Linked DNA regions of Homo sapiens: region 2 is linked to region 1. Evidence: read pairs that join two places in POLR2A ChIA-PET (ENCODE). Cell type or tissue: endothelial cell of umbilical vein. All regions are shown on one strand. Links, peaks and the distances in the headings refer to the core of each region. The heading gives the core; the rest is flanking DNA.

The links. ChIA-PET counts read pairs that join two places held together with the same protein. Peaks named below come from ENCODE experiments on the same cell type or tissue, not always from the same donor. Only the 100,000 strongest peaks of a DNase experiment are listed, where the experiment ranks them.
Region 2: POLR2A ChIA-PET joins it to region 1 with 6 read pairs; 2 of 35 experiments call an interaction of 5 or more read pairs at or near these places.

The regions. Positions count from the first base shown.
Region 1 is chr21:23,903,287-23,907,695 of GRCh38, forward strand. No RefSeq gene overlaps it. Among named protein-coding and RNA genes, the nearest start is that of LINC01689, 420 kb to the right of the region's middle. In endothelial cell of umbilical vein, for the core only: no CTCF peak of the experiment used is centred there; a DNase peak (open chromatin) is centred at 1,865; H3K27ac peaks cover 677 bases.
Region 2 is chr21:24,025,431-24,029,839 of GRCh38, forward strand. No RefSeq gene overlaps it. Among named protein-coding and RNA genes, the nearest start is that of LINC01689, 290 kb to the right of the region's middle. In endothelial cell of umbilical vein, for the core only: no CTCF peak of the experiment used is centred there; a DNase peak (open chromatin) is centred at 2,271.

The DNA.
Region 1 (4,409 bases), core at 216-4,215:
GCCACCACATGTGCCATAATGGGTGAGTGAATGAAATAATTATTATGTCATAGATGAAGACATAATAACCTGTGCTTACTCACCAAGACTAATCTAGTTGTTGATACCACTGAATGTTCAACCAGCTATCCACAGAGACCAACCCTTAGTCCCTAAAATGAATGTTCGTCTTTGAGACAAACTATCTACTCACTAGCCAGTTGATTACACTAAACCCCTTCAACACTGGAAATGATCATTTACTATTTTTACTGGAAACAACTTGTATTCTAGATACAGGTTTTTCTTTCCTACCTGTAGCAACTTGCTTAGTTCTACTAACTGAGGAATTACAGAGAGTTTTGCTCAACAACCCAGGATTCCACATAACATCGTATAAGATTAAGGGATCCATTCAACAGCAAGGAGAAGGGAGAGGGAGTTTTAGGTAGGTAGGTAATCATGGAGTACTTGATCCAGTCATATTTCATATCACAATGTATCCACTTGTCTGTTGGAACACTGAAATGCCCCCCACTTTTTTTTTTTTTTTTTTTTTTGAGATGGAGTTTCACTCTTGTTGCCCAGGCTGGAATGCAATGGTGCAATCTTGGCTCATTGCAACCTCTGCCTCCTGGGCTCAAGCAATTCCCCTGCCTCAGCCTCCTGAGTAGCTTGGATTATAGGCATGCACCACCATGCCTTGTTAATTTTGTATTTTTAGTAAGGGCGGGGTTTCTTCATGTTGGTCAGGCTGGTCTTGAACTCCTGAGCTCAGGTGATCTGCCTGCCTCGGCCTCCCAAAGTGCTGGGATTACAGGCATGAGCCACCGTGCCTGGCCCCTGAAATGCCCTCTTAAAAATGAAGCTGAAATGCCATCTTAAGGACAACTTGTGATGATCAGGCATCTTCCAGGTTAAACTGTATACCCTTAATTATGAGCCTGTCGATGATTATCTGTTCTACATCTACTATGCAGAATACATGCACCTAGAAATAAAAGGGGAGGGGGAGGAAATGAGTGACCACTTAACATTGATCAAGTGGCACACATGGGGAATTTGTTCTTTTTACAAGTCCAGATTTCTGGTCTCCAGAGGGAAAATGTTTCCACCATTGGATACAATAAGACTCGTCTTAAACTTTTCTAGAAAGGGCCTTAAACCCCTTAGTGATGAAGGCTTGAGTTACCTCAATAGTCATACCACCTACATGAGCAGAGCCGCTAACTCAGGGCAAGTGAAAACTTGAAGTTAGGTGACCAGGCAGGTGATGAGTATCAAAAATGGCTTCAAGATCAACTGCAGCAGCATAGCCTTTAGTCCCTTCCATGAAACATAAGAAAGAAACCTAGAGTAGCTCAGTTTAGGACAAATATTAAAAGATACATGTGACTATGAATGATGCAAGGGGTGGACTATAGTGGATACTCTGGTTTTCTGGCCAGATGATCCTCTTCAGGGCTGACACATCCACACCCCTTCTGTTACTTTTTATTTTTATTTTTATTTTTTTTTTGAGACAGAGTCTTGGTCTGTCGCCCAGGCTGCAGTGCAGTGGCGCGATCTCAGCTCACTGCAAGCTCCACCTCCCGGGTTCACGCCGTTCTCCTGCCTCAGCCTCCGGAGTAGCTGAGACTACAGGGGCCCACCACCACGCCCAGCTTTTTTTTTTTTTTTTTTGTATTTTTAGTAGAGACGGGGTTTCACTGTGTTGGCCAGGTTGGTCTCCATCTCCTGACCTCATGGATCAGCCCGCCTCGGCCTCCCAAAGTGATGGGATTACAGGCGTAGTCACCACGCCCGGCCGCCTTCTGTTATTAATATCAGCTGCCAAAAGCTCTCAGTTGCATCCGTCAACAGAAATTAGCCTTAGCCACAGGAAACTGACTCAAACAATGTTTCATTCCTTCCCAAGGTGGCTTTCAGTCATTGTTTGGCTGATGTTGTGCTATCAAGACCCAGCTGCTTTGCTTCAATTTGAAAAAGACTCTAATCTGAAGAACCATCACAGCTTCAGAGTTGTCAGAACACACACAATTCTTGATTATATTGGTGCAGTTCATGGTGCCCCCAAATAATTAGAATAGTAACATCAAAGATCACTAATCAAAGGTCATCATCATAGATACAGTGAAAAAGTTTGAAAATATTGTGAAAATTACCAAAATGTGACCCAGAGATATGGATTGAGCACGTGCTGTTGGAAAAACTGCCACTGATATATTTGCTCTGTTGTGTTGCCACAAACCTTTAATTTATTAAAAAAAAAAAAAAAAAAAAAAAAAAAGCACGGTATCTGTGAAGCCCAATAAAGACAGGCATGATAAAACTAGGTATACCTGTACTTATTTCTGATGGCTTCAAATAAATTTTTTAAGAAGTATATTGCTCCATTTTTCAGGGTCATGAGTCTAATTTACCAAATTTTAAAGCAAATATTTTATATTCAGCTACACAGATAAATTTAATTTGTAATTTGAAATGCACTCCACAAAATGCTTGTTGATAAAAATCCATTATAAGTTAGTTGGTACCATGTATTTATAAATAAATGGTAGATTATCTCCTTTCTCCATAAATTACCATTTTAATAGAGTATTTGACAACCCTGAGAGATTAAACCGTTTGTATACAATTTTCAATTCTTTGTGATTTTTAGTAATAATTTTTAAAGAAATATTAACAAAATGGTCTTTACTAACTAAAATATGTGCAATACTATTTCTTTGTCTTCTGAAATTAATGTGTAGGGAAGAAATGTCAAATTCCAAAACTATCTTAATCTAATACATTAAGTGATTATTTAAAAATCATTTTAATCAGAATTATCACTCAGTGTATTACATGTCCTAATATCTTCTCACCACCTATTTTTGCCCCCTTGGCAAAAATAAGAAAAGACAGAAAATGAGGTCCTTTTATACTGAAATGAAAACTTCAAAGGTGTTATTGACCGTTTCACATCACATCAAGACTATATTGATTCTGGTCCAGACAAACTATTGGTAATCAAGAGCAAGTTTAGAGTGATTGTAGAAGATGTGAATTTTTCTACGTCAGCAAAAGAAAAAAAAAAGGCGAGTCAGGTTTATTATTTTATTTTATTTTATTTTATTATACTTTAAGTTTTAGGGTACATGTGCACAACGTGCAGTTTAGTTACATATGTATACATGTGCCATGTTGGTGTGCTGAACCTAGTAACTCGTCATTTAACATTAGGAATATCTCCTAATGCTATCCCTCCCCCCTCCCCCCACCCCACAACAGGCCCCAGTGTGTGATGTTCCCCTTCCTGTGTCCATGTGTTCTCATTGTTCAATTCCCACCTATGAGTGAGAACATGCAGTGCTTGGTTTTTTGTCCTTGTAATAGTTTACTGAGAATGATGGTTTCCAGCTTCATCCATGTCCCTACAAAGGACATGAACTCATCATTTTTTATGGCTGCATAGTATTCCATGGTTTATATGTGCTGCATTTTCTTAATCCAATCTATCATTGTTGGACATTTGGCTTGGTTCCAAGTCTTTGCTATTGTGAATAGTGCCACAATAAATATATGTGTGCATGTGTCTTTATAGCAGCATGTTTTATAATCCTTTGGGTATATAACCAGTAATGGGATTGCTGGGTCAAATGGTATTGCTAGTTCTAGATCCCTGAGGAATTGCCACACTGACTTCCACAATGGTTGAACTAGTTTACAGTCCCACCAACAGTGTAAAAGTGTTCCTATTTCTCCACATCTTCTCCAGCACCTGTTGTTTCCACGAGTCAGGTTTTGTAAGACTTGTAGATGATACCTCCTTTGTAATGGCAATTTCAGAAGACATTGTGTTTATAAGTGTGGCATTGCCCAAGCAGCACACAAGAGTGTCAGTGCCAGAGATGTGTCCCCATCACTCACCTGCTTTGGGTGATGAGTTCTGCAGTTTCTATACAGACTAAATCTGCTACAGTCTCCTTCAAAAACCTAGAATTTCCTTGTTGCCACACATAATCTCTCTTTTGGTAGGATGATTATAAGCCTAACACCATAGGAAGTTCCTAATTTTGCAATTACATTATTTTTTACCATGTAAAGTATGACTCAATTATCTACTGAAATGTCCATTTCTGAATTCTCATATATCCTTGTGAGGCAAAGAAATTATAGCACATTAGAGACCCAATATTTAATGAGGTCTAAAGCAATAAAATACCTATAGCTACCTTGTAAAATATGGTAAATTGACTTTATTTTTTTTTTTTGAGACAGAGTCTCACTCTGTTGCCCAGGCTGGAGTGCAGTGGTGCAATCTCAGCTCACTGCAAACTCTACCTCCTGGGTTGAAGCGATTCCTGTGCCTCAGCCTCCTGAGTAGCTGGCATTACAGGCATGCATCACCACGCCCAGCTAATTTTCGTATTTTTAGTAGAGATGGG
Region 2 (4,409 bases), core at 219-4,218, 120 kb after region 1:
TTTGTAAAGTTGAGAATGAATGTGAGTTTAGGTTCTACCTTTAGGCAGATTTTTGAAACCTAACTGAAGCTGCCAGTTAAACGCAAAGCAATATTTTTTAAAGTTAACTGATCTGCAGGGTTTGAATTGAGTTGTTTCTGAACCATAAGGTAAACAAGTGATGTATTTTCTTTCATTCTCTCCTTTTGTAAGTTTAATTTTTGTCAAAGTAGTATAAAAATGAATTCAAATGTAATTATAGCCTTTTGGTAGCCTCTAGGACTATAGAGTTTTTAAAAACAAAACAGTCCATTGATTTTTTTCCACCTGTCATTCCTGCTTTCCAGAGGCCACAGAGTTCAAGTCCTCTAGCTATATTCTTAAAAATCTGCCTTTTTATTTCTAAAAAAATCAAGTTTATGCTTCCATTTCTCTCTTGTTGTTTTCAAATTAGCCACTTCTTTTGACTCCCTACAATGAAAGATAAGAATTAAGCTTTTTACCAAAAACACACACACTTACAGGGAGTCACATCCCTCCCCACATATCACACACAACCTTAAAATATCAGTCACAGCTGATCCCTTATTATATAATTATTGCATATAATTTCCTATGTACACTTGCTTGTCCTGAAAACTGAAATAGCCCTTAATCCTTTTCTTTTATATAGCCATCATTAAACACTAGTATATTTCATGTATACATATTTATGCACAGACTTTTTTACATATTAATAACAGTCATACATTCTTTGAAGTCAAAATAAAATGATTGGGTTAATGCGTTTAGTGAATTTACAGAGGGAAGACAGTATCTCTATTTTCTGAGCCCCAGACTAGATTCCAGAGACCAACCTAGTTGCTAGAATTCTGCCACTGACTACCTGTGGAAGCTTGGGTATGTCATTTTACCTCTCCATGCCTCCAATTTTTCATCCGCAAAATAAAAACATTGGCCTATACTTTCTAAAGTTCTCTGACACAATTCTAATATAAAATATTATATGACATTATGTTAAATATAATATGTTTGATGATATTATATACACATAATATAGATTTAAAAATTTGAATAGGGAAACTCAAAAGAGACTGATAAGGCTTATTTGTGTCCAGTTCTACTAGTGAATACTAGTATTTCCTGTGAGTTGGATTGTTTATATGCAGTGCATACTTTATTTTACATTCTAAAAGCCTAGAAGATGGCTTTCAAACTTTAACTTTCATCCATTTATTCTACCTGGGGTCATTATTAAAATGATGATTCTAATTCAGTGGATCTGAGAACAGGCCTGAGATACTGCTTTTCTAATAGGTTTTGCAGTCTCACTTAGAGCAGAAAGGGCCTACAGTTTAATTTCAGCTGGACCCACCTAGAGAACAAACCTGCAGAACTTCCTCCAGTGTGTAGGCCACCAAATTCCTCAACACAGCAAGGGTTGTATTGAAGAATTAGGTATTCTTACTAGGTACAGCAAATTATGTAATGAGATTTTGTTACCAAGTATTAATGTGAAGTATATTTCTTCAATTTATGTAGTCTTTATGGTAGAAATTGCCAATGCCATTCCTGTAGAATATATTTAGCTGTGTATAATATTATCTTTCAAATCAATGGAGACCAATCTATTTATCAGCCCTTCATAGGACTCCAAGCCATCAAAGAAGACGATACGATGCTCACAGAGCCATGAATTTATAAGTTAGCAATATGTGTCTAGATTATTTGCAAAGCATTTCTAATTAGACTATTCATTCCTTTTATTTTTTTAAGTAATGTTTGAATTCCTCGTCAGCCCAGATTTCACCATTATGCAGTATATGCATGTAACAAAACGGCACTTGTACTCCTTAAATGTATACAAATAAAAATAATAACAATTTATCTTTAAATTCTACCATAAAACTACATAAATTGAAGAAATATATTTAACATTAATACTTGTTAACAAAATATCATTACATAATTTGCTGTGCATAGTAAGGAAAACATTCTTATATAAATTATCTCATCTCAAAGAAATGGCCTCCAAACAAAAACAAACAAACAGAAAAAGAATTCTGGCAATTTCTCAAACACCTTTCATACTGCCAGAATAGTCTGCTGTGAACAATTTGTCCCAGCAGCACTCCATCAGAAAGCACTGTATTGCATCAGTAACACTTCTTTCTGTAGTTTATCAGGAAAGACCATGAAAGAGAGTACTTTTAATTATTTTTTCGATTCAACCGACCTGCTTTCTAAGACCATGTCCATAAATCATTGTATTTGACCTCTGCAACCTCATCTCACCACACCAGAGGAGGAAATAGGCCTCCACTCTTTCCTCAAGAAATCACGAGAATCAAAGTCAATTTCCTTTTGAACTCTCCTTCTAAGGCGTCAGAAGAAGTAATCATCTTCTTACAATCCCTCCCACCACCTCCTTTTTAATGCTGACCAGAAACCTGAATAAACTCACATTTGACACCCCCCGCCACAAAATGCCTCTTCTCATACAGAATTTAATGGACACTCCGACCTTCAGAAGAAAGTGGTCCTGATTAAATCAATTAAATATGTTCCCTTCCACGTAAAATGTGCTAGCAAATGGTTGTTATTTTTTTTTAATCTTCTCAAGAAGAAGGAGAATGAGATTCATTTTTTATTGAGTGTCTAGTAAGACACTGGGCCAGCCTTGAAGATAGAGGAATGAGGGAGAGAGATACCATCCCTGCCCCATCCTGAACTTCTGGACACACAATTCATTAGTGGCCAAGCTCAGACTAAAATCAGAAGCCCCAGATGCTTGGCCTTTAACTTTGCTTCCTGACACCAAATTACCTAACAAAAAGTATTTCTAATGTACTGAGTCTCAATTCTTGTGAGAGGTGGAATGAACCGTGGAGCCCTATAAAATAATCTTTGACCCCTACAGCTCATCGAAGTTTAGGTCCAGGTTTCTGTGTTTTTAAATGTCTGCAAAGGAGTTTCTCCAAGTAGAAGGTTTACATGTTACCAGCTGGTGTTTTCTCCAGATATTGTTTGTGTACTCACTTAGGTATTAAAAAATGGTTGGAGGAAATTAAAACAAAAATATGGTTTATAAAATAGCTTAACTAAATTTGTTGGTAGTCTGAAATCAAAATGTTGCGGTACATTTCTGTAGGTGTATAATTTATTGCTGAAAATACCTTTTCCATAAAATGCCTAGTTGGCTGTCATTCTTCCTTTCTCTCTGTTTACTGAGTAAATGGAATAAAATTATGAGATCAGCTCCAAACTATGTTCCAGATCTAAACTTGTATGTTTAACCATAGAAGGATCAATGCTTACTCAAAGCTAAAAGTCTAGACTATTTGTGATCCGAAAGTTTACTGGGTTCAGGAAACTATCGAAGTGGCAGATGGGAGTTTCATATTGTTTTCTGGAAAGATACAGGAAAGAATGAGGTTTGTAGCCAACATACATTAATACAACCAGCTCTGATTCTACTTGCTGTGGCATTGTATACATTCCCTAAAATCCTTTAAGGATTTCAATCTCCAGGTTTAAGTAAGATAAGTCTCAAAGAGCATTTGATGGCAGATTATTTTATTTCATACATGTTGAAACTAATAAACAAAAGTAGAGAAAATGTCACCTACATATTATTAACATAATACACAAGAAACTGCCTAAGGTCGTAGGTAGTTTAACAGGTTAAGCAAAGTGGAATTACAAAATAATATTTTGATTTTCTTCTAGTTTTTAATTTCTAAACAGAATTAGCTGGTTCTTTTGTATAACATTAAATATAATCCATATAATAAAGAATATTTCATTATTGATAATTTTTGTTAAAGTTTAATTTTCAAGGCAAACACAGTGTATCAGAATAGTGAGCCCTCTTCCATAAAAGCACTGTGGAATAGATATTTAGTTTTTCTTGTTGCCATAAACATTTCTTCAAGGATTTGTATCTAACTTTATTACATTTGAAAATATAATTGTATTGATAAACTATATATTTTTTATTTAATATGTCAAAAACATTTGAGGCATATTGAAGTATAGCATCCATCACAAAGAAAAACATCTACTGTTCAATTAACAGAAAGTGGTTTAGAACGTAGACCCAGACATAGGTCATATAGATTTTGGTCAAATTTTAACTCAGCTCTGAGCTAAAGACCTGGTATGTGTCTTTAGGAATGTTACTTAATCTTAGCTCACTGCAGCCTTAAACTTCTGGGCTCAGGCGGTCCTCCTGCCTCATCATCTTCCTCAGTAGCTGGGACTGCATGTGTGTGCCACCATGCACAGCTGATCCTTCTCTTTCTATGAAGATAAGGTTAACATCAATTAATTATAGGTATTATTCTAATCGTTATTTTAAACAGTGGCTTAGTTGGCATAAATTTTTTTTGGAAGTAAATAAAAATGATACTTTCAAGTAGATTTTAACG